Linked DNA regions of Mus musculus: region 1 is linked to region 2. Evidence: chromatin loops called from intact Hi-C (ENCODE). Cell type or tissue: gastrocnemius. All regions are shown on one strand. Each heading gives the region's core, and the rest is flanking DNA. Links, peaks and the distances in the headings are about the cores only. Region 1 has its middle 18 kb from the start of Hdgfl3. Region 2 overlaps Tm6sf1 (transmembrane 6 superfamily member 1).

Region 1 (15,164 bases), core at 2,626-10,625, 79 kb before region 2:
TTACAGAAGGGCTGGAATACCGAGGTCAAGGGGAAAAGTTATAAAGATACACTGTGGCTTTCCAATCAAAGCTGCTGGCTATTTAGATTATTAGGGAGGAGTGCCCTCTGCCGGAATTTATGGGTTATTGCAATAGGCACTGTGTGCTACTCTGGAGTCCTCCGGATTTAGGAATGTAATTGGAAAGTTTCCTGAGTCTGCCATCCTTGCCCTCCAGTTCTAAGCACAGCTGAGAAAGGACCTGTTCCCTGCACAGTCCCTCTCACAGGAGTTAAGTGCCTTAGATAGAACTTTAATCCAGTGTTCCAGACAACACAGCTTTGTCATTTCCTTGGTGAAACAAAAGCAGAATGGGGAAGTCTGTGTTGTCAGGAACCTATCCTGTTTCCTGCCCTGACCCCTGGCATCACCTTCCACCTCAGCACACCTGGCTGTAAGACCTTAAACATCAACTCTGGAGTTCCCATCTCCTTATCTGTGACGTGGTGGCCCCATAGTGCACGTTGAGGTGTTCTGGGGGAACCTCAGAAATGCCTCGCGTGGCATTATTGAAGGACAGCGAAGAGAATGTAGAGAGAAGCTACTGTGCTGGAGCTCACTCTACTTCATGAGATGGACTTTACTCGATTTCCATCCAATTGCGGTTTTAGGGACTCGGGATTTTTCCTTGGGTTGGGGGGGTTGATGGTTTTTTTTGGGGGGGGTTGGTTTTCAGTTACAGTCCCTAGTGTTGAAACAGGTTTTCACGTAGCTCCAATTGTCCTTCAACTCTTGATGCCCCTGCCTCCACCTCCAAATGCTGGACTTAGAGATGTGTGACATTATAGTCTCCAAGGTTGGTCCTTTTAGGGGTCGTTGTTCTTTGTTTGTGTTCCATGTCTGTTGCGAGAATTCCTTCCATGGGGAGATGTGAACAGTGTCCACCCACTCCTCATAAGGTCCCAGCAACAAACCAAAATATGAATCCACCAAAGTTTACCTGGGGGACTGATGGGCTTATCGGGCTTAGCAACAGCATGTGAATAAAGAGTGTGGGTTACCCTCAAACAGTGGCACTGCAAAGTCCTCAGCAGCATTGATGCTGGCATCTCCTGGTCCCAAGGAAAGAGAATCCTTTCACTTCCCAGTTTATCACCTCCTAAGACTTGAAGTCTCTGAGGCTACAGGCAATGAAGGTAAATTTGAATACAAATGGCTAGGAAGACCCGCTAGAGCCACTGTGGGCACCAGAGGACCTGACAGGACCTCTGTCTTGTCAATGATCATAAGGCAGGCCCTCAGGACCTCTTGCAAGCAGGCACAACTGGTTTGGTGAAAGTGGCAGCTGTTTTGCTCAAAGGGCCACATTCTAGAACACATAACTGCACAGGTACGGTCTACTGTACACTAATTCAATACGGGTGTGTGCCATGCAATGACCTCACCAAGCATTGCCCCTCCTCGGGCATCAATTATCCTTGTGCGGGTGACCTTTGAACTTCCAGTTATCTTGTCATGTATCATAGATTATTCTAGACCATAGTTACTCTACTCCTACCTAACCTCCTACCTTCCCATCTTCCCCTCCCACCTGTTTTTATTCATAGATGCTTTTCAACTTAAGGATTCAGCCATCTTCTTCTAAATCTGCCAGGCTACCGAACTGCACAGGTCTGTCCCACCTTAACTCAACACCCACGTTAGCCTAGCGATACAAAGTCATGCCACACCTTTCCAATATAAAGTGTTGACTGTCTCACTGTATGGGTTCACTTTTGCACCATCATAAAAGGCACAGATCACTAACTATTGTATGGATTGATCCTAAAAAAGGAAAGACTTTTCTCTCCAAAACCATCCAGAAGATGACCTCTAAAGTCCAGGTTTCTCTGACTCCTGCCCCCTGCTCCCCTCTTCCCTGTTTGTCAAGCTGTGCTGTAGAGAACAGTGAGAGCAAGGGTGACCTAGTTTACAGTGAGCTGCAGTCAGTTGCTCAGTGTACTGATGACACCGGCTAAAATCCGTTTCCTAACAAGCTCTATAACTTGTCATACACCGAGGTTCACTCTGCATCTTCTATGAAGAGATTGGTTCAGCCAAATGCAACCTCGTTGGAGCTGGTCAGGAAGACCTGTGACTATACCTTGTTCAGGGGAAGCTGACGCAATCCTTTGAAAATCATTTCTAAAGTTTCACGTGTAAAATGTGACACCTCCCCTATCCCAGGAATGGGGAGGAGGCTCAGTAGACATTCACATTTAAAATAGAAGAGCCCAGGAACAGAGAGGTGGTTCAGAGGATACAGTGCTTGTCATACAAGCATAAAACTAGAGTTCAAATCCCGGCACCCATGTAATGCCGGGTGCGTCTCAGTTCCCACAAGGTGTCAAGAGAGAATAACTCCCTAGAATTGCACACACACACACACACACACACACACACACACACACACACACAAAGAGAGAGAGAGAGAGAGAGAGAGAGAGAGAGAGAGAGAGAGAGAGAGAGAGAGAGAGAGAGAGACCCTGGTCGGATGCTACTCAATGGTAGATAGAGTACCTGCCTAGCATACACAAAGCACTGAGCTCAGGTCCCAGCACCAGAAGAAAGTAAGAGATCTGACACAATGTCCACCCAAATTCTAGACATTGAAGCTGGGCTCCCACTCTGTAACAGTACTTGTGCCTTCCTTCATCAGTGGATTTGCATGCCATGTGTGTAGACGGCTGTTGTTGCTCAGCCTTCCACTGGAGATGCTGCCTATTTTCTTCCTAATGTTAAAATCTGAGAAGTGAAGTCTGCTGGGTTCATACAACGGGTGAGATTTTTAAATTCTCACCGAGTCTGGTAGAATTTTTTGAATCAACAGTAGCTCCTGGGGAAAACCCACTTTTCATATACTTGAGAGGTCCCAGGCTCAGAGCTCAGGAATGAACTAAGCTAACATCACTGTTTCATGATTAATTGTAAACTACCAAATAATTCCTTGGGCTTTTGGAAAGCACCAAATAATTTGCAGGGCACTTCACATGAGCCCCTCCAGGCATGTACTCAAGAATCAACAGATCCAGGACTGTAAACCCAGTCAAAAGCCCATGGCTAGGAAGGTCATAGGCCCTAGTTGGGAACTCATTATTGTTTTTTAGATAAATTGGCATGATACAAAACTACAATCTAAATATCCATGTTTATACTCATAGACAGCCACTCCTCCCATTCTTAATCAGAGAAGCATGCCTTTGCAGTGGATGCAGACTCCCAGCTGCTCGAGATACTTAGCAGACATGATGGTTGAGCACTCAGCCCTAAGCAGGGCATGTATACAGCCTCCTCTGATGTTCAGGGAACACTACAGAAGAGGAAGCAGAAAGAGTGTCAGAGCCAGAAGATAGGGGGAAGAGCTGCAAAATGCTATTTTCAGGACATAACCTAGCCATTGCAGACAGGATTTCACAGCAGCTGGGATTGCTTGCACTGGGTCAGCAACAAGACTGGGGTGCCAGCCTCCCTTGCTCTCGGTTAACTGTGTACCAAACAGTGGCCTGCCCATTCAGCTCCAAAGGGTAGTTATAAACCCAGGGTAAACAGAGGGTGCTAGTTACAAAACAATGTCGTACAAAACAAAAGGTCATGAAGGTGAGGAGACCTGTGGGGTGCGGGGAGTAGAACATCATGGGGGAGATAGTGATGGCAGGGAGAAAGTAAGCAGGATTCACCAAATACATGTATGAAATTGTCAAAGAACATATTTTAAGTTTTTTAAAAATGACTTTCTCCTAGAACTTTATCTTGGGTTATTAATTTGCTATACAAGGCCACGATTATTTCCAGCCTGTACCCCAGTGTAATCTCCACACAGCTTCTTTGGCTGTGATCGGTGAGTTTGGGCACAATGCATACTGTATCAGAGTTGGAAAACCCTACCGTGGAAACTTTTCCTGGGGAAATGTGAACAAATCTCTACTCACCCAGAATAGGGCACCAACTACAGAGCAAATAATAGACCCACCCAAGTCTAGCTGGATGAGCCAATGACTTTATCCGGCTTACGTACAGGTGACCCCCCAAACAGTGATATCCCTACCCAACATGGATGATAACTTCCCCAGACATGGTCTCTCCACCCACTTCATCCAAGCTTCCAAACGCTATATATTCTAGCCCCTCCTGAACCCACATGCCGCAGTGGCAGAATTACAGAGCTGGCAGAGGCATGCAAGGGAGGGTAGCCAGGGTGTTGGTGAGAGTTTAATGACCCCCCCAGCCCCTTCTAAGCAGGGACAGCAACAGCCAAACTTGGGGGCCACTTGTGAGTAGTCACAGCTGCCCTGATGATGGTGATAGCTGCTATCCTCAGAGGAGAGCATCCTACAGTGGGTCTCTTGCATAGTGGAAACATATCCTAGGAAGAGCTGTGGGGAGGAGTCACCTACATGTGTACTCCTCAAAAGGAGCAGTGGCCCCATTGAGTGAGTGATGGAAATTTCCTTAGGCATAGTCGCTATTGGCTGTTATAAATGGGTCACAGCAGAATTGGTTTATCCAGTACTAGTAAGGCACCTGAAGCTTCGCCTTCTGGTTACACACTGGTGGTGGATCCAAGTGCTTCCCACAGAGGGACAGGGGGTTGACAGCATCCCCTCTGGCATATTCATACTCTGTCTTGTCAGTAGTGCCTGGTCAGAGAAGGTGTGGGAGCACCCACTGTGGGGACCCACGTAGATTCATAGCTGGTAACAATGATGGTACTCCTCTCTGCTGCTACAAGTGACCTCAGGCCTCCCTTGCACATATGCATGAAAACAAAGTATTGGCCAGGATCTTTTCTCACCATTTCTTTCCTTGTAGCATCCTCCAGAGATCAATAGTGAATAGGCTGCAGCTGGCTACAGCTGGACAAATTCCTCTCAGGTAAGGAGCTCTGGGAAGAGCCTGAGGTCAGACACCACCAACACTGGGTTTCTGGACCTTCTTAGGCTGTGCATTTGGAGCAAGGCTACAGCATCAAGGCTGGATGTATTATTTGTCAGAGATCTCTGGAGGAACAGAGCTGGTGGAGTGGATCTATAGATATATAGAGCTGGAATTTAGAATGGCTTACGGGCTGTGGCCTAGCTAGTTCAATGATGGCTGTCTGTCTACCAACTGAAAGGATCAAGAATCCAGTAGTTGTTCAGGCTGTCTCAGCTGGTCTTCAGTAGATGCTGGAATCCAGTATGTCTTAATGTTGGTAAAGAAATGGACTTGCCAGTGAGAGTGAGAGCAAGCAGACAAAAGCCAGCAAACTTCCTTCCCCCATGGCCTTTATATAGGCTGCCAGCAGAAGGTGTGGCCCTGATTAAAAGTAGACCTTCCCACCTCACATGATTAAATCAATACCTCACAGATATGTATGTATACCCAGCCACTTGAGTTTTAGCTAATCCTAGATGTAGTCATGGTAACCACCAAAACAGCCATCATCCTGAACATAGCCCCAGAACTCCATTGTGGGTTGGGATTAGTAGAAACTAATAAATCCTTCTGCTCTTGTAAGTGATATAAACACCTATATTTGACAATAGGACAATTGTCAGTGTCACCACTGTGGTCCTGGCTCCCACAGGAAACTATCTTCAAACTCAGCAGGCAACTCATCTCCTACCCCTTGGTTCCTCTAGATGGCAACCTTCCTTCCTTCTGCTTTGCACTGTCTCCCTCCCTATAGTAGCACTCTCTGGAAGTCTGTGTTAGCATTGAGCCACAAGTCAGGTCTGGTTTCTAAAGCTGCTACCTGTAAAGCCAATACAGTAGTGCCTGGGGTCCCCAGGGTTGGGGCATGCAGGGCTCCTAAAGTAGCCCAAATTCAGCCAATTAGAGTCTCTCTCAAGAGAGCTCTGAATGAAGTCAATTCCTTTTCAGAAACAGGCAGCTCTGCAGATTTCAGGTGGCACCTAGATGTTCTGGCTGTATGCCTTCAAAGCTGCAAAACTGTCTATAGCTAGTATGAACGTTGATGGCAGAGAGCTTTGCCTTGCTCCTTAAGAAAGGAGACTCTCCCTTCCTGGCTTTGGAGCTGGAAAAAGGGACACTGGGACATTTTGTTTCTCTTTCTATGCTATTTTCACCCCCAGGCTATTTGTTTGTTTGTTTGTTTAATTTTACAAAAGATCCATATTCCATTCTCAAAAGCTAGGGTTGCTCTTATGATAACTAGGAATTTCTGGTCCCCATTGCCTCCCTGACTTGCTCCTAATCTCCAGAAACAGCCATTCACAACTGTTGTTTTAAATAATCATTTTTACAGGGGCTGGAGAGATGGCTCCATAGTTAAGAGCACTGACTGCTCTTCCAGAGGACTCAGGTCTGTTCCCAGCACCCATGGCTGTCTGTAACTCCAGTTCCAGGGGATCCACCACCCTCTTCTGGCCTCTGCAGATACTAAGCATACACACAAGGCACACATACACACATGTATGCAGGCAAAACACTCATACACATGAAAAATAAAGTAAATATTTTTTTCAAAAATTAATAATTTCTTTTCAAAACAACAACTTTATTTGTATGAGTCTGTGTGTATGTATACTGTGTGTGTACAGGAGTGTCTTAGGGTTTTACTGCTGTGAATAGACACCATGACCAAAGCAAGTCTTTTTTTTTTGTCATTTAAAATTTTTATTTACTTATTTAATATTCAAGTTATCCCTAACACTTAAGGGAACATATTTCAGTAGCAATATTCAAATTTTCAGAATTTTAAATTTCAATTCAAACCTGATGCTTCCAGATTTTATAGACTTGTCATTATATCATATATACCAACAACTCTCTGAGGCAGGAAACCACAGTTAAAAACTCTTCTATCATGGACCAATAAAGAGCCAGTGGCCACTGATCATGAAAAATTTACAGATTATGGGAAGTTACAGGAATAATTACTAAAACTTGAGTTTTATAATCTCTGAATACAAAAACTCTTTCACATTTTTTTTCTTTCCAGTGTTGGGGAAACCAGGAATATGGGCCCACAAGAATGACAAGGTGGATATACTTCCACCATAAAAGAAGTAAACTCAAAAGAGATGAGTGATTTAAACAATAAAACATATGAAGGTGCAAAATTTCTAGGAAAAAAAAACTGGAAAGCAACTATGGAAGAGCGTTTTCTCTATCAAATAATTTGCTATCAAATACTTAAACAATGAACTAAATAGCTAACTAAAAATACATTTAGATATGGTTTAGGATATTTAGTAAATATTGTAGTGTCTATTTAATGTACAGATTGTAAGAAATGTAACCAGGTAACAGAACAACACCCCAATTTAAATAAATGTCTAAAAATTCTAAATGTTGAGTTTTTTTCCCATTTTTTTAAATTAGGTATTTTCCTCATTTACATTTCCAATGCTATCCCAAAAGTCCCCCATACCTACCCACCCCCACTCCCCTACCCACCCACTCCCCCTTTTTGGCCCTGGCGTTCCCCTGTACTGGGGCATATAAAGTTTGCGTGTCCAATGGGCCTCTCTTTCCAGTGATGGCTGACTAGGCCATCTTTTGATTCATATGCAGCTAGCAACAAGAGCTCCAGGGTACTGATTAGTTCATATTGTTGTTCCACCTATAGGGTTGCAGTTCCCAAAGCAAGTCTTATAAAGCTCAACATTTAATTGGGGCTGGCTTACAGGTTCAGAGGTTCAGTCCATTATCATCAAGGCAGGAACATGGCAGCATCCAGGCAGGCATGGTGCAGGCAGAGCTGAGAGTTCTACATCTTCATCTGAAGGCTGCTAGCAGGATACTGGCTCCCAGGCAGCTAGGACAAGGGTATTAAAGCCCACACCCACAAGGCCACACCTACTCCAACAAGGCCACACCTCTCAACAGTGCCACTCCCTGGGCCAAGCATATACAAACCATCATAATAGCCATTTATAAGCATTCCCTATGTGCTCATCAGATATAAATAGTAACTCATAATGACCCTATGGGATTGATAACCTTCATTCTGTAGAGGTAATTGAGACACAAAAAGGTTAATGAACGTTAGAAATCACTCAGTAATAGAAAGGAAAACCCCAACCTTTGAATGGAGATAATCTGCTTCACATTTTCATGTTTTTTTAAATCATTAAAGTGAAATAGTTTTATTTATTGTCTCTGGAGATCCCTTTTACTACTTGATAGTTTCTCTTCTCCATCAAATTCCCGAAACTCAAGATTCAGACCAGTGTATTCAATGTATCCTTTGAAAATGTGATTGAAATCTCCTTCCCTCTCCATCTCACTCCATGGCCGGGGCACAGAGTCACCACAGAAAGCAGCAGGAAGAGAGATCTGCATTATCAATTCCTGGGGATGCCCCTCTCCTGGGCAGAGAGAGAGCTGGAAGAACCGGGTCGTCCATGCTACAAGCCTCTTAGATCAGTGTCTGTTAACATGGTGTGGATAGTGGTAACTCCAACCAGTCCTGTTGGTGATGGGACCGTGCCATTAGGAGACATAGCCTCATCTTCAGGGTGATTGACAGTTAGTGAAGTCATGTTACATTCCTGAGATGTCTTGTCTTGTCATTGCCCACTGTGGTGGTCTTAGCAAGACTCACCCTCCCTTATGTCATCTCTTCTCCATGGGAATCCATGAGCCCTTGGGTATACGTAGGTTCTCCCATTTTTTTAGCTGCTATCAAGTAGGGCAAATAGTCCTAGTGCTTCTGTCCCAGCACACACACGTTTCTCTCCCAGCAGAGGGATCAGCTGATTGAGCAAGCACATAATCAAGAGACAAATGCCAGTGGCCTCTCCTTAGAGTCACTCCCAAATGCTAGAGGTGGTTTACTGACTTGCCTTTGATAGACAAGTAGTGGAAAGACAAAGACCAAGTCGTGGTCCAGACGGTGCCTTCCTTCTTCCTAGACCTCTGTAGTTGAGAAACCCTGTGCCCCGGACTGTTTTTCCCATTCTGCTCCCTGAAATGCAAGCTCTTGAGCTGTTTCAACACTAAAGGATACTGTGAGTGACTTCTTTGTCTTGAAGTTATCCCCCTTTGGTTAAATTCTGTAAACATATTAAAGGCTCTGAGAATTCCCTTAAATGTCTCTGTCTGTGCTTTTATTTAGCATTTCTCAAACTAATTTGACTATGCACTTCATTTTGCTCCACATTTATATACTGTCTTGGTCACAAGCCCTAGCAAGAGAAACCTTTGTCCTGGAGCCCACATGTAACAAACATTCCTAGGACCTAGAGAAAGGCAGCCATCTATTGCTTTTCTAGCCTCTGCATTCTCAAACTCCAAGGTGACTGTGTGAAAACATAATGAAAGTATGTGGGTGACTCTGCTGGAGTGTGGATGCTCCCAGCTGGCTAGGAGTCTGGAGAAGAGCCAAGTGGGCGAAGCACTTAGGTAAGAGAAAAGAAAAATGAATGCGCCAAGATAGCTGGAAACAATCTGTCTTTACATAACCAAGCATCTTTCCCTGGTGGAGAAAGACTTCTTTTTCTCTTCTTTCTTTGTATTATGAATCACCAAGGTGTTCACCAACAGTTGTATGCAGGATGGTTCAAAAACATGTTGTGGACTCAACCATTTAAACTATGCCATAAAAAGCATGTGACATCAATACCTTGTATTTGTAACTAGTTTGACATTTTAAGCTAGAAAGGCAAATACTTTTCATAAAAATTTTTTTGTCTAATTGGACTTAAGACCCTCATAAACAAGAGGGATAGTATGTGTGATAACAAATCTAGCTAAGAGTCAGTAAAAGTCATGATACAGAAAATAATATACAGTGCAATTGAAGGATTTTGTAACATATCCTAAGCTAATGATTATTTCCATAAGCTAACCCATTATAATGATATGCATGGCAGGTAAGCTTGCTGACTTGTTTCTAAATCTTATTTGAAAATATTATTCACAATTAAAGTTGTTACAGCTCAGGCAAAGCCGTAGGCTTTTTTTTTTAACTTTAATTTTTAATTTTTTAAAAATTTCACATCCATGAGTGTTTTATTGTTGTTGTTTGGTTGGTTGTTTGGTTTTTTGAGGCAGGGTTTCTCTGTGTAACAGCCCTGGCTGAGTGCTGGGATTAAATGCAATATGCCACCACTTTTTGCTTTTTTTTTTTATTGTCTATAAATGTTTAGCCTACATGTATTTATGTGTACTGCAAGCAAGCCTAGTGGATATTGGATCCCCTGAAACAGGAGTTTCAGATGGTGATAAGCCATCATGTAGGTACTGGGAACCATCCAGATACTCTGCAAGAATAGACTGTGCTCTTAATCACTGAGCTATTTCTCTAGTCTGTCTTTTATTTTTAGGTGTTTGTTTGTTTGTTTGTTTGTTTTTAAGAAACAGGCATTTGATTTGTTGCATATTCTGGCCCTGACCTCCTAGACCTAAGTGATCCTCCTGCCTCAGCCTGCCAAATAGCTGAGAACTCTGGTGTGTGCCACTATGTTGTACTCTGAAATAGCTTTTTAAAAACATCTCTTATGGGTTGTATTCCCTGATTAAAGACCTGGTTCTCCAGGTGAAGCTGCCAGGAGGTGAAGGGATTTTTTCCAAGTGGGGCCACATGAAAGGTCTTTCTGTCATCTGGATGTGTGCTCAGTGAGGCTGGTAGGTACCAGCTCCTCCGTACTCCTATTTTTTTCTCTTTCTTAACCTGGATCAGGTCTGCTACTTGCTCATGCATACTTCAACCACTGCTCTCTGCCATGATGGGTCGGAGCCAAGAACTGAGCTAATGTCAGCACCGTGCACTTAAGCTTCTAAAACTGTGAGCTAAATGAACCTCTCCTTCTTCAGGAATAGCCTGTGTCCAGTATTTCATTCCAGTGATAAATAGCTCAATATATTATTGATGAATTGCAATCGGGGAATTATAGACATTAGTTGTATCTGTTTTTACATTATTGTCAATAAAATGCACCTTATAAATCTTGGTTTTGCTAAGATAAAGGAAAGAAAGTAAACAAAGAGGGAAAATATGAAATAATTAGCTATATGTGCTCTTTATTATTTATCCAAATATCACTTGGACAACAACAGATGAAAAGTCAGACATGTTTGAGACTATTTTATTTTATAAAACAGAGTCTCATATAATCTCATATAATACCTCCAAATCAATGTGTAGTCAAGACTGACCTTGAGCTCTGGATCCTCCTAGCTCTATTTTCCAAGGTTTGGAGTTATCGGTGTGCAGCATACCTGGCCAGATATGCTTAATAATCATTGAAGTCGTCATCATTGGTTTCTACCATCTTTCAGATGCATAAAGAATTTTGTTGTTTTGAAGATGTTTGTCAAAGTAGGTAAATACACATTCTATCTAACAACGTGTTATCATGATTCATAAGCTATGCAGTTGCAACTTACACCCTTGACCTGGGTTTTGGAAATATTCAGAGCAGGCCTAAGTTTACTTATGAAGAGCCTAAAAGACAGTCTTCTTCGGAACAGCTGCTTGGGAAAAGGTGATGTATGGTGTGGATTCCTATTCTGTTTTCATTTCACTGTGATGAACTGCCGACATCTTTCACTAGTCTTTGTCTTCCCATCAAACTTGATTATCTTCACAGTAATTGTATGGATTGGTTCACTGACTTTTCTGTCATAATATCCAGCATTAGACCAACATCCGTTTGCTCCTACTGTGAGTTCCTTGTCCAGTGATGTTTATAATTCAGTATTCCACATCATCCATCAACATCCTATGGTTGTGGAATTTAAGGCCTCGAATGGCTTAAATGGTCTCATGAACCACTGTTTTGTCTATAGTATCTACATACATGGCTGAGGGGGAGGCAGAACATTTCCTACTGATCCTACGGGCAGTTTCAAGATGCATTCTTCTATACTGCTCCAGGGATCTATAACCAGTGGTTTGGAATTGACACCGTGGATGAAACCTATTTGCTATTGCCTAGCCCAAAGTTGGGTTCGTTTATGGTAGATTCTCAGCACACCTAAGTGAATAAAACAGCCCCCCCTTAGGGGAAGTCGAAATGTTACTGGTAAGTGACCCTTAATGACCTGAACAAGATTCTGTGTTTCTAAGAATTCTCTCTCCCATTCCTGAAGTCATTTTGAAAACGACAACTCCCTTTCATCCTTTAGGGATTTGTTCAAAGAAACATTAGGCATTCAAGCATTTTTTGTGGTACTCAGTTCACAATGTGTAAGCCATGGTTCCAAAACTCAATTAATGCTTTTATTTTGAAGTAACTTTATTCAAGCATAATAGTTATAGTGAAGAGAATCTTGTGTGCAGCTTGATGAATTAGCATAAAATGAACATACCTGTGCAGCCAATCCCCTGTGAGAAATAAACACTTAGCACCCCAAAGTCCCCACGCCCTTCCAAATTCCATCTTTCTACATAAAAGCAACCACTGTTGCTTCAAATGCCATTGACAAATTCTGACCTTGGTGTCAGAGGAATGGCACGGGATTTGCTTCTTCTGTTTTACATTCTGATACAACCCGAGCATATAGTGGCCATTTGCTCTCCATTCCCATGTGCTATTCTATGATCGTCTCACGGTGCATTCATCCATTCTAGTGCTGGCTTATTTCCAGCTCTTGACTACCATGAATGATGCTTCTAGTAAACCTGTTGTGCCTGACTTCCGTTGCACACATGTTCACATTTATAAACACAAAGAGGTAAGTCACTTCAACTGTGGTGGATAGCTCCAACTTTAGTGAAAATTGACCACATGATTTCAAATTTGTTGAGGTGGAGTCTTGTCTTAATCTATGGTCAACTGTGGTTGGAAAAATAAATGAAAAACTTTCAAAAGTAAATAATTCATGTTGAAACAGCTTTTTATCACAGCACAGTGTTAAAATTATCTTGCTCTTTGATTGTTGTTACTTGCTCACTGTGCCTAATTTATAAATTAAACTTTGTCATAGTATGTATTATGTATGTATGTATGGGAAAAAACAGAACTTAGATAATCTATTACAGATAAGCTAACTGGTCAGTCTGATCTGGGCTGTCCCTCAACTAAGACTCTCTTCTCCGAGGACTCTAGGCTGTGTTGGCAATTAAAGCTGACTAGGACATCAGGTTTTTACTATATAGCCCAGGCTAACCTCAGACTAGTAGTAATCCTCTTAGCACAGTCTCCTGACTGCTAGGGTTACAGGTATATGCTACCACACAGGCTTAAACAAATATGTTGCCAAGGACCAGCCTCAGCTTGGAGATGGGATCTGAGAGAAGGGTTGTCTGGGAGCACAAATAAGAAAGACTCAAGGTCAAATCTTGGATTCAAGCTGACGACCAGTCTGTTTCTGTTTTGCTTTCTCTCTGAAGATTTCTATATTCTGCTTGCTTGCTATTCTAAGAGATCTCTCTGTCCGTGTCCTGCTTGTGTGTGTGTGTGTGTGTGTGTGTGTGTGTGTGTGTGTGTTCTCCAACCAGTTTTCTTTTTATCCTAAAAATTCTCTGGATAGCTCATCTCCCATAGAACACAGGTCCAGTCTTTTATTTTGCATCCAGTCATTCACTCCTGGTTTCCTTTTGATTATCTTAAGAATCCGTATCCCATGACTCCAACCATTTGATTTTTAGGAGACAGCAAGCATACCTTTTTTCTTAACATTGCAAAAGAAATGTCCTAGGCTGACCCTGAACTCAGGAATCTGCCTGCCTTTGTATCTTTCTGACAAACTGGCTCATGGTGTAGCTACCTCTCTGTTCCTTCCTCTCTGTGAAGCCCCTCAAATAATTCGTAGTGCACCCTTATTTTTTGCATAGTTGAGAAATTATCTATTTTCAAACTCATGTATTTAGAGCTCTTTCCCATGACTTTAAGGGCTGTTCTGCAGGCCCCAGTATTTACCATTTTGCTGAGAGGTAGCTGCACCTCAACTCCCAGAGCCATGCTGTTTCTAATCATCATGAGTCATTAACCTTAACAGGGAGGACATTCCTCAGAGAAGTGTGAAATACGTAGATAGTATACAAACAAGCCTTCTGCCCACAGCAGCCATCAACACCAGGGCCCCGTCTCAGGGGCAGGAACCATGGCACTCTGTCCCCGCCAGGGCCACACCAGGCTCCGCAATACATGTGTGGTAACTGATCTTTCAATTTTATCTCATAGTCTGTTAGTCTACTTTCATTCTAAAACTTACTGTCTTGATACGGTATATTGAATTAATACTGAAAAATATTAATATCTAGTAACATCAATCCTTCAAATTTGTTCTTTAATATTTTCAATATTTTCTTGTTTCTCTTTGGTATACTACATTTTATATAAGTTTTAGAAGCAAAGAGCCATATTGTTAGTGTCCAAGGATGGCTAAAGAATGGTACTCCAGACTTAAACAGTATGCAAGAGCAAAGAGCATTGATTCCATTGAATTTCCTGTACACAGGGAATTTCCTCTATTTGGGAATGGAGACCCCTAGTGGGCACAGGCCCAGCTTTAATAGTCAGTTAGGGGAATCCCAGGGAGGGGCGCGTGCCCTTTTACCTTGATTGGTTAGCTCTATCTCTAGGGTTCTGACTGATTCTACAATTGGTTAGGCTCTGGAGACCTCCCTGGAGGGTCGCTTATTCATTCTAGCTACCTATTCTTACTTCAGACCAGAAGACAAGGATTGGCTGCCCGAGACAGTGGTTGGCTGACCACAGGTTCCTGGATCCCTGGGAAACAGAAACTTAGGTCTAGTCTCCTAAACTGTCAGTTTGCAGCCTGTCATGAAGTCAGCCTGGCTTTGAGCTTTGTCCCTTCAATATACCTCAAAGAGCACCGGGGTTTTAATGTGGCTTAATTAGAACCCATAGATGAGTTTAAGGTGGAATAATATAATATTGAGTTCCAGGATATGTACATGAAATTCCACTGATATGTTGGTATTAATTTCTCTATATAATGCTTTATAGTTCCCTGTTCAGGGTTCTTATAATTTTTCACTAATTTATTCATAAGTAGTTGAATTTTGGCATTATTATAAATGATGACATTGTTAAAATTTCACTTTATAATTGTTGCTGTTATAAAGAAATACATTTATTTTTCTTTCAAATTAAAAACATTTATGTTGATTGTATGAGTGTTTGTGTGCATGAATGTCTGTGCACCATGTGAGTGCCACGCCCACAGAAGCCTGCGCAGACCTCAGATCCCCATGTGGGTGCTGGGAACTAAACCCGATCCTCTAA
Region 2 (15,164 bases), core at 2,594-10,593:
TAAGCAAAAGCTAAATTGTAATAGCTCCCTTTCCTGTGTTTATAGAGAAAATTAGGAAAGGATGACGACCCCCCCCCCCAGTCACAATCCTGGCTCCAAAATGAAGTGAGCCTTACATGTCCAGGTGGATGTTAAGAGGGCAAACTCTGTAGCCCACTGTTGGACTTCATTCACTGCAAGCAGATGCCCCACAGCGTGGGGTTGGCAGTTATGGCTCGATTGGGTCATAGCTCCACCACAAGCCAGGTGAAAGGTCTGCCCCAGCAGGGGAGGGCTAGGCTCACAAAGCTCAGTTAGATACCTGTCTGACCTTTTAACTCCTCTATCAAAGGAGAAGCATGTAAGAAAGTAAAACCCAACGTCAAAATGTCACCACTAAAGGTGCTTGGTAACGAAGCACCTGAGCAGATGGGAGATTGGTAACCTGCGGGCTTCCTAAAAGGTTTTCCTGAAGGAAAAAATGTTACAAAGCTTAACTCAAGGAAGATCAACTCTTTTCAGCTAGACTGTCCACAGATGTACCTGTGGATCCCAGCAGAGCGGGTGGGGTAGGGTGGGGGTGGACAGTGCATGGGAAGGGATGTCACCAGACTCAGCTGGCCCCAGTCAGCATGGGCTTACTGAATGCCCACCAGGAACCTACCCCTAAGCTTTTGTCTAGGGTTTTTTTAGGTCATTATATGAGGGATACACTTTGCTTAAATTGTAGAAAAATTAATCTCAGTGAGAAAGCATTTTTCTCTCAGTCCTTTCTGGGAATCTGTATTAATAGTAATTATAAATAGGAGTCGCATGGCTTTGACATGTCAGGCACTGTCGTTGGCTCTGGACTTAGAACCCTATTTAAGCCTCAGCAGCTTGACAGAAGAGAAAGTAACAGACGTCGCTTTAACTGGATTTACTGAATTACCTAGAAACGACGAGGAACTTGATCAGCTCCTGCTGTTCATTATATTAACTTAGATTCTAACAGTGTGCAGTCAGTCAGCCTTTGGGATCCAAGGAGGACTGGTTCCAGCACCTTGGGAAATCCCATATATGTCAAAATCTTTGGAGCCTCAAGTCCCTTATATAAAACATGTTTGTGTGTTCTGTACATCTTTGTGCACGTGTTACATTAAATGACTCACAGAGCCAAACAGTGTACATGCAGTATACGCAGTTGTACTGTCTTTTTGGAAATAAGAAAAGTCTAGAAAGTTTTGTTCAGTACTGATTACAGTCACAGGCCTCAACATACATCTCTTAAGTTGGTTGGTTCTGCACATCGCTAAGAGCTGACTGCGCCAGGCGAGAGGAAGCACTAGTAAGTGTCTCTCCTTAGTCTTACAACTTTAGTCCTATAGCAGCAAGCTGTGTATGAAGAGAGATAAAGTCCCCCAGTGGAACTTGGCCGGGTTTTTATTTTAAAGTGTTGACTAAGCTTATATTTTCTGAAGAGGACAGATTTGAGAGGTTCCTAACCCAGTCTGAAATCAAAGACCCAATAACCAATCACCCAGTGTGTCTTCCAGTGACCTAAATAAGCAAACATTAGGAATTTTTCTTACTCCACTGTAGTGCCTTAGGAGTTAACATGGTGGTTTGTGTTTCTGATTCCAGCACAGGAGGCTGAAGTGTCTGAATTAGGCAACAGTTTTAGAAGCTAGGGGATGCTGGTCAAGGTGACAGAGATCCTTTCTGCCACGAGAATACCCTCATAACAGGCGGGCATTTCCTAAGTGCGCTTCAGTATGTGCATTGCTTTGTTGTAGCATCATTTCTAACTTTTACAGAAGCTGAACACAATAAGTAGATATTAAAGCCCAAACTAGGAGGATGTTGAACATACAATCTCTGCACCATGCCACGTGGGTTGATCTGTTGGGAGAAAACGGACATTACAGGACCTGACCCTCGTGACCTGGATCTGTACTCAACAGCAAGAGAGACTTCAGTCTATCTTGTCAAACTGGACGATGATAGATAAGCCAAGGATCTGCTGAAAAGCTTTCAGTCTGGCTGAGCTACCTCTGCCAGGCCCGCAGCCCAGGCTACCCTACCTCTGCCAGGCCCGCAGCCCAGGCTGCCCTACCTCTGCCAGGCCCGCAGCCCAGGCTGCCCTTCCCAGGGCCACCTGTTTGGAGTCACAGCGACCCACTTGCAGACTAAGCCTCATCCACAGAACGGTTAGTCTTGCTGTAGGCTCTAAACCTATTTGCCTCTAGGTTAGGCCTTCCTAAACCTCCTGTCTTGGCCATGTGATTCTTCCACATAACTGGACATGCGTTTCGGTTCTTCTGTCTAGTTCTCGAGTTATCCCCTGAGACTGACCAGGCTGCATACCTGTCCTTTGCCACCTTAGCTGAGGACACTCAGAATCCTATCTTGGGGTGGTGGCAGTGTCATGTAGAGGATGTCCACCTGAATCAAAGCACAGTTAGCTGTTGGACTGGCTGGAGAGAGTGAGGTAAGTGTGCCTCCTTTGCCCTAGAGGGTACAAGTGAAAAGGGGAACCAAGCCAAGGAGACAAAAGCTACTGCTAAGTCTGCCCTGACCACCTGCTTCCATACCTAAATGCTATCCATCTATTGTTTCCTGAAGCAGTTCAACTTAGTGACGTCCCATTCAGCCCTCAAAAACTGGCTGCAGGCAGCACTGCCTCCCACCACTATGCTTGCCCTACAGTGGTTCTGCTCCCCGATGCCACACACAGGGCTGGCTTACTTTGTGCTGTTGGGCACTGCCTCAGCTGATTGCTTGCAGGGGCAGGAGGAGATGATGCTGTGGATATGAGGTTTAGAGCTGGACAGAAGAATTTAGCCCTACATGTCATTTGGTGATGCTGTGCCTCATCTTTGAAGGGGTAGTCATTTAAATAAGAACACAGATGTTCCGTCCATTAGTTACACCATTGCTTCAGAGAACTAAGATCACATTTGCCAGCCTTCCCTGCAGCTAAACTGCAAAATCTGGCCCATGAAAACTTTCCTGTGATCTTTGCATGAGCTGACTCCACTGGCCCCAGTAAAACACGTGTTTACTTCATTACTACCACAGAGCATGTAGCCTACCCTCACACAGGCAAGTAAAACAAAACAGGAGGTTAGACGCTCGGACTAGCATAGTGGCAACAGGCTCACACTGGAAACAACAGATTTGACCTGACCTAGAGATGGGCTTATACGTAGCGGGTGAGGGGAAGGGGAGTAGAAAGAATTATTCCAGGTTCTGGAGAGATGGCTCAGTGTTTAAAAGAACTGGCTTTTCTTAAGAGGACTGGAATTCAATTCCCAGCACCCACATGGTGACTCACTGCCATCTGGAACTCCAGGTCCAGGTGAGAAGGCTCCTGTTCTAGCCTCCACAGGTCCACAAATGGTGCATAGATACACATGCAGGCAAAACACCATATACATGAAATGAATTTAGAAGATTCCAGGTTTTGGCTTGAGTTGGCCAATGCAAGCTCAGGCTATTTACAAAGACAATGGACAACAGGAGAAATGGTGAGACCGAGAGTCCTATTTGAGTCTCTGCATTTGCCATGCTCCCTGGACAAGGTAAGAGATCGTGAGTTTAAGGCTAGTCTGGGCTACAAAGCAAGACTCTGCATCAAACAGGAAAATATGTTTTCTTGTATAGACTGATACTTGATCTGCAGCTGTGCTTAAAAACTCATGTGTACCTGCTTGCATTACAAAGACACCAGAAGTTTCTCAAAACGCATCAAAAAAAAATTCTGATGAGCTAGTAAGACATCCAAATGAGATTATTAATTTGGGAGTTAAATTTAGGAGTTAGCACTCAGGGCTGAAGAGACTGTCACCAGCTTACAGTTATAAGTTGTAAGGCCTTGAAGATGATGAAATTAAAGCCCAAGCCAAGGCCTTGAGGATAAGGTATTCAGAGACTGACCAAGGAGAGCTAAGTGGTGTTTCTTCTGCAAGCATTATCTATTTTTTCTATAAATAGTCTAATTAAGTACCCTAGGAAGGATTTAGCCCACTGACCCCATGAGTACTCTGTTTTTCAACCCTATGAATTCTGGGGTCTTTCTGCCATCGTGGTTACTGTACCATGAGTGTTTAATTGACAGTGTTTTGCTTCTGGGTGGACCCCAATCTCATTTCCAGGTCAGAGTTGCTTTCATTAAACACCTGCTGTCAGGCAGGAACTTGTCGAGGTGCCAGGGTGAGGGACCAGGAAGGCTCAGCTTTGCAGAAACAGAACCAGCCTTCTTGGTTCTGCTGAGCATTGTGTAGCAGAGCTCTAGACTCTTCATTTAGCTCTAGTAGACAGCTTAAGAGTTACAGTTCTGAACTCATCAGTAATCATTATGTCCATAGTTTGGGAAACGGTTCTATTACACAGCAGTACTGCTTGATACTCTTATGACTCCAGAAAACTCTTAATTTCACCATTTAACCACATCTACAAGGTGGTATCATTAGATTTAAAGTAATTGTGTGTGTGTTTGTATGTGTGTGTGTATGTAGCAGAAATGCCTTCCAACACACTAGAAGGCAATTTCTTACTCAGACACCAAGCAGAAATGGGCTACATAAATCCAATAAAAGCTAGAGAACTAATGAACTTCCCACCCTCAGGGAATAGTCTTAGTACCTGAGCTAGACCTCCAGCATGGACCAGCGTTATATCAGGCATCCATGAGCATCCAGGGACCACTAAGCCATAAAGGGCAATCACAAAGTAAGGGACGGAATAGAACATGTATGCCAGCATCTGTGTAAAAAAAAAAGGAAAAGACAAATTAACAGCTTGACAAAAAAAAAAAAAAACAAAAAAGCAAAAACATGAAATATTTTCAAAGATAAAAATGCTAATTCCTATTCCCATTTAAAATAAGAGAATTAACTTTAGACAAATTGTAACTAGTTGACCTGAATCTTAGGATAAGCAGCAGGGTCCTTTAGGTAGGGCTCTTGAAACTGCGTGTAGAGTCGGCAGAGCTCAGCTGGGCAATCCAAAGCAATCTAAGGACAAAGTGAGATCATTATAAATAGTCTTGTCTGGTTCTTCGGTTTGCTGATAAGGCGGTGTGCCAGCTTTAGTCATAAGCTGCTTCGGTTCTCAACATAAATCATGTGTCTTTATAGGCTCACCAGTAAAAGGAAAAGGAGAAATATGCAAGAAATGTTCAGACCTCTCTAAGTGGCTAAGCCTACGTTAACAGTGGAGAAGGGCTTTGAGATGGATAGTCACAGCTTCTGCACCTAGGTGTAGTGAGCTAAAGCACGGCGGCTGGGGCGGCCAACAAGCCTCTACAGGAAGAAAAGGAAGGCTTCTGTACAAAACTGTACTATGCTTTGCAAGATTCAAAGATAGTATCCTCCTCTCTCCAGTGCCTCAAAGAGCATATGGCCCCTGGAGGCAGTAAGGATTGCTTTGAAAGCTGGGTCCTGGGCTGGCGAGATGGCTCAGCAGGTAAGAGTAGTGACTGCTTTTCTGAAGGTCCTGAGTTCAAATCCCAGCAACTACATGGTGGCTCACAACCATCTGTAATGAGATCTGACGCCCTCTTCTGGCGCCCTCTTCTAGTGAGTCTGAAGACAGCTACAGTGTACTTATGTCTAATAATAAATAAATCTTTGGGCTGGAGCGAGCAGAGGTCCTAAATACAATTCCCAACAACCACATGAAGGCTCAAAACCATCTATACAGCTACAGTGTACTCATATCCATAAAAATAAATAAATAAATCTATTTAAAAAGAAAAGAAAGCTGGGTCCTCGTGTGAAGCCCCCCTCTGCCCACTTTGTAAAAGGGCGGAGAGCAGATTGAGCCCTGGCACTGAACACCAGGCCACAGAAGAGTCTTCGGCACATTCCTGAGACACTTCGCCCTCAGGCACCACTCCTCATATCCTTGGCTGCACATGAAATTTTCCACCTCGATGACAATGTAGATTACATGCTGGCAGTGGATTTGGGCCTCTGCCCAAATTCTCATCTGCAAAAGCCCCACCCAGTGTACAAGCACACATCTCTCTCAGGGGCAAGAGGAAAAGGGCATGGAAGGATTCCACTCGTCTCTTAGGTTTGAACTTGGCAAAAAGGTTCTATGGCGTGTTCTCAACTTGTGCCAACACCAGTGAGTTTAGAATAATTGGTAACTGTTGAAGCTGAATATGAATAGCAAATAATTCTGAGATAGAAAGTATTTCTTCTAAGAATAAGTTATAAAGCTGGGTCAGAGTGAATAATCACTAATGAATTAAGACCATAACAATTGTTTATTGAGTACTTACTAGGTACAAAAATGATAAAGGGAAAAGGGAAAAAGAAAACAAAACCAAAAAGCTCGTGAGGCCTTCATGTTATCAGACTCCAAACCTGAGCCTACGTCAGCAATACCCTTAACAGTGAGAAACTCACGGGACCCTGCACAGGTGAGGATCAGGGACCCCACTCTTGAGAGCACGTGGACACTCTGGACCACAGGTGAATTGAGGTCTTAGAGGATCACTCTGACCCATGATGGTTGCCTTTACATCAGAAAGAAATAAAAATTTTTAAAAAAAGGAAACAAAAAAATAAAATTCTAATACTAATTTGTCAGGTGACTATTTTACTTCTAGACAGAGCTTGACCTGAGGGCCCAAAGGAAGACAGATGAGATAGCCCAGGATGAGACATTTCCTGCGTGGGGGCAAGGGGGGGATGGGGGGGGTGCTGATAGCAAACAGGAAGGAGTCCAGAGCTCCAGGCTGTGGCAGAAGTTTGTCAGTTTGATTTTACACACACACACACACACACACACACACACACACACAGAGGCAGAGACAGAGAGACAGAGAGAGAGGAAGAGAGAGGGTTTTTTCCTGTTTGGAATAGTATATTATTACTTGACACCATGCTTACCAAGCCTCTGAACAGGCAAAATCCAGTTGCCAAGAAAAGACACAAAACCAACACTAAGTCAAACGGTCTTCTCAGCAGGGCCTTTGCTTGGGCTTCTTGAAGAACCTGAAATAGAGTTTGCCACCAGAGAACAAACTTGTCCCAATGCCAGAGACAAGTCTGAAACACTGAATGGCAGGATATGAATACTGAGTCTAGAAGAGGCCCAGTTCACATGATAGCCCACTGGCACTGACGGCAAGGGTCTCCTCCTCCAGTGCATCCCTTCCCTGGGGATGGAGGCACTGAGCCAGGTGATGTGTGCCCTTCCAGCTTTAGTCTGTATTTTTTTTTCTTGAAACTACATGATTTTATGATTTTAAAGGTTAGCTATGTTCATTTGAAAAATGAAGTTTTAGACAGTAAACCATAAGCTGCCACACTGCACACGGTCGCCCTCATCTGTGGTGCTCTCTGGTTGGCTGGTCAGCTGCTGGGTTGATGGTCAGCTTTGGTTGGTTGGTTGGTTTTGTTTTTTTGTTTTGTTTTTGTTTTATTTAGACAGGATCTCAATTATGTAGCTGAGATAGACTCCCTGGGTAGCTCAGGTCAGCCTCAAATTCATGATCATCCATCCTGTCTCCACCTCCCAATTGCTAAGATTAGATGTCATTTGTGCCACCATGCCTGACTCATACGTTCCTATACATTTATATGTATATACATATACTCACATGTAACCTTTTTGAAAAACAGGACTTAGAATACAAACAGTTTTGCATTCACTGAATAACTGCCTGTGAGCACATCTCCCCCCGCCCCCCACCCCCATGATTAAAAACTGAGAACACCATAAGGAAGCCACTTGTCCTCCCACTGCAAGACGCTGGGCAGTTTTCACCGGAATGCTTCCTGTGATGGAGAACAGGCTGGCAAAGGCATCTCTGTTGTCTGCATCACGCCTGTCTCGGGAAAGGCCCCGGTGGGGCTGGGCTGGAAGCCTGGTTACACTCTTCGTAGAGTGCTTCTGAGAGGTTGGCTTTGTTTGCTCTGAGTTTAGTTCTTATGAGCTGTGCTTTAGCATTGAATTAACAACTGGTTCTGTGTCTCTGTTACGCAGAGTGTTCATACCCTGACCTCTCGGGGGAGACCTCTCGGGGCCAAGGAGCCGGGGCCACAGGGTTTCTGTTTACCTTTTCCTTTAACACCCACTCGCTCCTCAAACAGACAGATGAGTGTAGCTGCCCTTGGCCTGAGTTTACTCAGCGGTATCTAAATATTTACAAACCAACTGTGTAAGTTAGAATAGCGGTATCTAAATATTTACAAACTAACTGTGTAAGTTAGAATGTACATGGAGCAAGCTGGAAATCTGCATGGTTCAGCACACAGGTGGCCATGACTTTATTCCCAACACTCTCCTAAAACAGCATTTTTTTTCTTTTGGTTTTTGGAGACAGGGTTTCTCTGTGTAGCCCTGGCTGTCCTGGAACTCACTTTGTAGACTAGGCTGGCCTTGAGCTCAGAGATCTGCCTGCCTCTGCCTCCCGAGTGCTGGCATTTTAATGATTTCTATTTGCAAAAATAACTTGGGCCAGGTGTGGTGGTGCACACTTTTAATCCCAGAACTCAAGAGACAGAGACAGGTAGATCTCTGGTTTACACAGAGTTTAAGGCCAGCTACATAGTGAGACCCTGCCTCAAAAATAATACATTTAAAGCTAAAATGGCTTTGTAAGGTCAGTAATTGTACTCTAGCTAGTAGTGCAGATCTAAAGGACCTTACCCAAGGATCTTGTGTATAAACGGAAGAGAAAGTTAGAAAGAAATCACTGGGTTTAACCAACCCTGCAGGGCTGGCCTTACCTCGCCCACACCGTCTCAGCAGTGAATGGAAGGGAGGGGCCTCGGGTGTGCTCCTGCAACCCCTGTCCAGGGGCCAGCATCCCCGGGGAACAGATCCTACGGCCATGTGGAACCCTCAGCAGTAAATGATATTACTGAAAAATGTATCAGGTGCTCAGCCACAAGCAAAGCACATTCTCTGAACTTCACCTGTCACACTAACACAGAAGGGTAACAGGAACGGAGGCGATTCCCTGCAAAGGAAGTCCCCAGAAGTGTGTGGCTTGGATGGGCTCGGGCCGTCCAGTCTGCAGAAGCAGACTGTCGGCCATGTTACAGAAGATGGCAGCAAATGCCAGGCCATCAGTACAGTCCCAGATGTGCCTCTCCTCCCAGGAGATGTGAGTGAGCCCTGCGAGGCTGAGAATAAGTAAGACATAGCAGCTGCTGGAGAGCTAGCCTGAGTTCACACGCCAGCACTGAAATCTTCACAGTGGATAAATCTAAATGTAATAAAATCACCTTTGAGGGATAATTATAGTTTTCTGATGGTTGATTATAGATTCTGAAGCCAGCCCAGACCGGAAGACATGTATATGGTATGCTTAAGAAAAATGCAGGGCAAATCCGTGTCCCATACTTTCCTATTCAAAAGAAAGAGGAAAAGACAGTCAAATGTGTGTTCACTGCGTTACATACTGCATACATAAATACAGTCACATTTAAGCTACCTTCCATCCCAAATTATACAATTTCGCTATGAACCAGGCAATATTTGTATTAGGTAAGACAAGTCAACTTAGAGCCATGAGATGTTTGTAACAGTGACGTCCTAGATACATTAAAAAGTATATATAACACATATGTCCTAAGGTCTTGCACATCCTATGACATCTCTTACTTCAGCCTGGAAGACTCTTAATGTCCCAGTGCATTTAGCATGAGCTCTCGGAGTGTGTGAGGGGTAAGCACGATACTCGGCGCTGTATGCACCGTCCGTGCACCAGTGCCAGTTGTTCAGCTAACTGCTCAGTGCACGCGTCTGAAAGCAGCCAGGAAGCGCTTCCTAACAGGCAAGAGCACCGAGTGAGATAGGAACAACTTTGCCAAATTGTTTTCAAAATATTGGAATTATTCTATTACAATGTTTTAAAAAACAACTCCTCTAAAAACCCGTTATCGCAAAGCAGACAGACGCTGACAACAAAGTGACCGTTAGAACAGGGTTCTTACCTACGATGTTTCCAGGCACAAAAACCACGATGCTCATTATAATGGATCCGACCCAGTATAGGCCAATGGTTCTGTAGCTTTCCCTACAACAAGACATTTTTGATACAGTGCACTTGTCTTGGGACTCCAAGGACGATCCTAAATTTATCTTTCATTCTAGTTATAGAGGCACAAGACTAGAAACTCACCAAATCAAATGATAAGCCCAAGAAACCCTGACGATCAAGCATCACTTCGAGAAGTGACACAGAACAGAGCCGCCTTTGTATCCTTTGTAGCTTTATGCACTCATTCACAAAAGCATGTAGTGTGTGTGTGGGCACATGTACGTGTAGGCCTCTCCATGTGTGTGTAGAGACCAGAAGGCTCTGTCAGGCTCCGTTCTCAATCACTCGCCACCTTATTTTTTGAGACAGGGTTTCTCACTGAGCCTGGAGCTCTGGCCAATTCAGCTAAGTGGCCGGACAGCAATCCCCGGTCCTCTTTTCTCCTCACTGCACCCAGCACTGGGGCTCCAGGTGCCCGCTGGGGTATAAAGTGGACTTTTTGTGGCAACTGAGTTTGGGATAAAGCCCCAGAGGTGAGGATAGTGGCATGTCCCTGTGTTCTAAAGGGGCTGCTCTAATCTCAGTGATGGCCAGATGTCCCTTCAACTGATAACCCAGAAACAACACCACACCAGAGGCTGAGAGGAATCCAAAAGGAGGGGACAGAGTGGTGAGCACTGTACATTTTCTGCTCTGCTGCAGCCCCTAATGGAGCCAGGCCAATGATTAGTCTCAGAATGCCACAGGAAGACAGACAAGACCAAGCTGAAGCATGACACAGGAAGTGGGGGTCAGCTCATGGGGCACACTGCAGCTTCCAGGGACAGAACTGAAAGACCTTCTCTAACCTCAGGCCACACTGAGGATGGGGAAGCTCAGGCTGTTTGGAAAGAGTCCATAGGCAAAGCCTGCCTCCTGGGCTCAAAAGAAGCCATGGAAGCCATAGTGGACAGAGAGTGAGAATCCAACCAAAGCCGCTGGTTACTTTTGCAGTTGGTGTGATGCAAGGAATTCTGCTGCGGGAGTTCCCCCAAAGAGCCCATGTGCTGTGAGATACAGCTAGTTTGTCACAGCAAAGGGTACTGGTACCCCCAAAACAGCAACTGTCACAAAATCTTACCTCATTTCTTTAATAACACAGTCATGCTCCCAGAGGGGCCAGCCACACAGATTTGAGGGGTAACCCAAATGTGTGTGTGTGTGCGCAATTTCCCAAGCCCTGGGGCCACACCTGAACTTGAGGCGAAACTCTGACCTGAGACCAGAAGAACCATGGAAGTACAAGGTGCTTGACTTTGGCTCCTTGTGAACCTGAGTTCAGATCCCTAGCGCCCAAATGAAAAGCCGAGACTGGTGTTGTGCACCAGGGGGAAGGCAGAGACAAGGAAGACCCCAGGGGCTTGCTGGCCAGCCAACCTAGCCAAAATGGCGAGCTCCTACCTCAGCGAGATACCCTACCTCTAACTATAAGATGGTGAGCCAACAAGGTGGCTCAGTGGGTAAAGGCCTCTGCTGCCAAGCTGGCAACCTAAGTTAGGTCTCCAGGGTGCAAGGAGAGACCCCAGCCTTGTGTAAATTAACCTCCACCTGCCTATCATAGCAAACACACACATACACGTTTTGTTGTTGTTGTGTGTTCATTTATTTGTTGAGACAGGGTCTCACTTTGTAGCCCTAGCCTGGAACTCACTCTGTAGACCAGGCTGGCCTTGAACTCACAGATCTGCCTGCCTCTGCCTCCTGAGTGCTGGGATAAAAGTGTGAGCCACCACACCAAGAGAGATTCTGTCTGAGCTGCCACAAAAAAAAAAAAAGAAAAAAAAAAAGCAATAGAACAAAACAAACCAGTGATTCAGGGAAATACAGCTTTGTTCAGCTCATCCATTCTCGCCCTGGCGTGCCCTCGCGTACTCGCCTCTGTGCATGCACTGTCCTTACATACCCCTTATGAGTTGCAAAGGATAGCACAGCCAGGAGAGCTAACTTACTCCCAGGCTATGGCGGCCACCATCACTAGGTACATCAGGTAATGAACAGAGCCATCCCAGTAGCAGATCATGTGCCCATAGGCCGTGTTCAGATACGGTTCACCCTAAGGAAAGCATTAAAAAGACATGTTAAGGAAGACTCGGATCTTTACATTGCAAATAAAACAACAGAGCTAAATGCTGTTCATTTGCTGAGATGAAACAGCCTCCGTGCAGTTGGTAGGACTGTGAAAATATGTCTTTACCCTAGGGCTGCCAAAACCAGGGTCTGCCATGGCGCCAGACAGGAGAATCTCTGACAGATTGGCATCTGATGGCTCAGCAAAGGTTTGTACAACAACACAAAGGCATCAGATGGCTGTGTGGGCAATCCCAGCCAGCTGGAGCAAGGCCAAACCTGAGCCTGCAGGTGCTTGGCCTTCGCACAGAGGGGCAGCCCAGGAAGGCCCTGTTCACTGGTGCCACCTGCTGGCCGTAACCACTCATGCTGCGCTTGTGGGCTGGGCAGTAGTGAGGAGCTGCCTGGGCCCAATTCCGTGGGTACACCCAGGCAGCCCTGAGCTCAGCTTCCTATCTACCCATTATTCCCGAAACAGGCTTGTGGGTTGGTCAGGACTGACTGTCCTGAGAGGAGGAAATGTGTTTCAAAAGCTTTAAGACTTGCCTAAGGTCACATAGCTAACACAGAACCACATTTCTGAGATATTATTTGTTTCATGAATACAAGATTATATGATGAACTATGTATACTTCCCTCCCCCCAGGTAGTCTTGTTTCCGGGTCCCCTCAGGGGACTTGGGTTCTCCGATGGTGTTTTCTCTCTTCCTTCTCCCAGGTTAGTGCCCTCCCAGGTTGTTTCTAATGTATCCCTAAAATACCTGCAGTCCTTTCTCTAACTAGGAAAGGTCTGAGCAGCCAAACTATGCCAAACATCCAAGCAGGCATTCTCTGAAATGCCGTGGTTCCCCTGGGGTAAGGAAAGCAGCCTTTTGCCCAAAGTCAAATCAAATTCAATCACAATGGGGGAGGAAGCCACACCCAAACTCTAGCCCAAAGCCTGGCTGCCCTTTTCTCTCACCTTGGCATTCACTGCATAATTCCAACTTATTTCATGGCTCCAGTCATTCCTACCTACACACTCAACTCTGTGAGCCAGCACTGGCCTCCTCTGAGAGCTTGACTGACCCCCGTGGGCCCTTCAAACTCACCTGAACTCCTTCAGCCAAGCTCCAACTGCCTCTCCCTTCAGCCAAGCCCTTCCTGGCCTCTCCACACAGGGCTCAGGCAGCTCCAAGCTCTGCTGTGCAGACTTTGGACAAATCTCACCAATGTTGTGTCTATGCTGTCAGCTCAGGCGATCTTCCCTCTTCATCACAGTAGGCCTTCAGAGTCACGCAGAGAACCACGGCTACATTCCAAATGGACATCACCTCTCCCCGCTTCCCACACTCCCACTGCGGGCCCACAAGCCCCATCTCTTCTACTCGGTCCTCGGGTCTTACCACTGTTGCACCCCAGTTTCCTTTCTTGTAGCTATTTGCCCCGTTTCTTGTCAACCTCACCAGGTAGATATCTTGCCCCTGACCAGCAGCCTCCCTCCTGAAGACCCCTCCTCTGGGCCCATTGGCCCCTCTCTGGGCTTCCCTTCTGCCTCTGTCTGCCGACCATGGCCCATTTCCAAAGCTCCTCCCCTTCTGACCAGTCTCCAGAGTTTGAGCATCTCTTCATCACTGCCTGTGGGAGCAATTCTCTTCTTGGACTTCTAAGTTTCAACTATATTTGGGTAGCTCTTGAGCCTCTGTAACAGAACCATCATTCAAAGGTCCAGACCTGCCCAGACCCGCCATCTGGGGCATTGGTAGATGTCCTTCAAGCACTCAAGACTCCAAACATTCCCAGATGAGCTCTGCATCACTCTGCAAACATTCCTAGGCCCCCTAGGGGGGCCCTAGACACTGGGCCTGCTCTCCAGACCTTTGCCTAAGCTTTCCCTTTGCCATAGAAGGAAGGCCTTTCCCTTCCTTTCACCATGCAGAAGTGTGTGTGCTCCTCTCCCATGGCCATTCAGAAATTCTGTGGAAACAACAGCAACTCAAAGAGGCCCTCCTGGCCAGCCCCAGAGCCCATCCATCTGTATGGAGAGTGTGCCTTTGTCATAGAGAGTATGCCTCTGCCATCACACCCAGGGCAAGGTCGTCCTCCCTTCACATTGGACAGTGAACTCTATTTTTTTTTTTAAAGATGTCTTCATTTTTATATATGTGAGCACACTGTCGCTATCTTCAGACACACCAGAAGAGGGCATCAGATCCCATTACAGATGGTTGTGAGCCACCATGTGGTTGCTGGGATTTGAACTCAGGACCTCTGGAAGAGCAGTCAGTGCTCTAACCACTGAGCCATCTCTCCAGCCCCAGACAGTGAACTTTAAAGGCAGGAGACAAGGTTAGATTCAATGACTCTCCACAGAACGTGGCTCCTCAAGCCTCCAGCATAGTAATTCCAGCATTCTAATAAACCTCAAAGCAGGAACCAGGACGTCCTCCCCAGCGGTCCTCTCCATCACTCCCCACCCCAACTCGACCCCCAAATCCCAATCCCTGAAACTCAGTCCTCTGTTTGCCCTGCGCTGCCTCTGGCTAGCTCTATGCCCTCGCTGGCCTTGAAGAAGCCACCTTAGGGATGTCCCACCTCATGGCATGGCTCCATGCCTACAAACTTGCCTTCTTCCCTGATTCAAACTCTCCTCACACACACTCCTGGGGAGACATATAAACTCCCCATCATTTGAAGCACAGAAAGATAATAGACAGCACTGTTTTCATCTCTATGCCTTACTCTCCACGCGACCTTAAGCAAGTCACTTGGCCACTCTGGGACTGGATTTGACCCACTCTAAATTAGAAAACAAGACTAGTTTCCTCGAGTGCTATGATTTGGTTGGTAGGGACTTCCAAAAGCTTAAGTAAGTACCTTGATATTATTATTATTATCATTACTTTTGATACAGGGTCTCACACTGTAGTCCACGCTGGCCTAGAACTCCCCATGTTGTCAGACTGCCCTCAGACTTGCAGCAATCCTCCTGCCTTAGCTTCCCAAATGCTGAGATTACAGGTATCCTGATTACAGGTAGGCTGGTTAGGGACTCCCTGAGATTACAACCCAGTAACAGAAACCCAAATACTAAATCCATGTAGAGTTCTTCA

What was found. Peaks named below come from ENCODE experiments on the same cell type or tissue, not always from the same donor. Only the 100,000 strongest peaks of a DNase experiment are listed, where the experiment ranks them.
Region 1: a loop joins it to region 2, with 2.6 times the contacts of the local background. A loop is called at or near these places in 12 of 42 quality-filtered maps.

The regions. Positions count from the first base shown.
Region 1 is chr7:81,944,857-81,960,020 of GRCm38, reverse strand. No RefSeq gene overlaps it. Among named protein-coding and RNA genes, the nearest start is that of Hdgfl3, 18 kb to the right of the region's middle. In gastrocnemius, for the core only: a CTCF peak has its summit at 5,626 (motif pointing right); a DNase peak (open chromatin) is centred at 5,668.
Region 2 is chr7:81,865,536-81,880,699 of GRCm38, reverse strand. Tm6sf1 (transmembrane 6 superfamily member 1) reads right to left here. Exons shown (of 10, transcript NM_145375.4): 4 at 11,956-12,059; 5 at 9,921-10,003; 6 at 9,210-9,331; 7 at 6,864-6,968; 8 at 4,884-4,976; 9 at 4,606-4,725. Among named protein-coding and RNA genes, the nearest start is that of Tm6sf1, 14 kb to the right of the region's middle. In gastrocnemius, for the core only: no CTCF peak of the experiment used is centred there; a DNase peak (open chromatin) is centred at 5,884.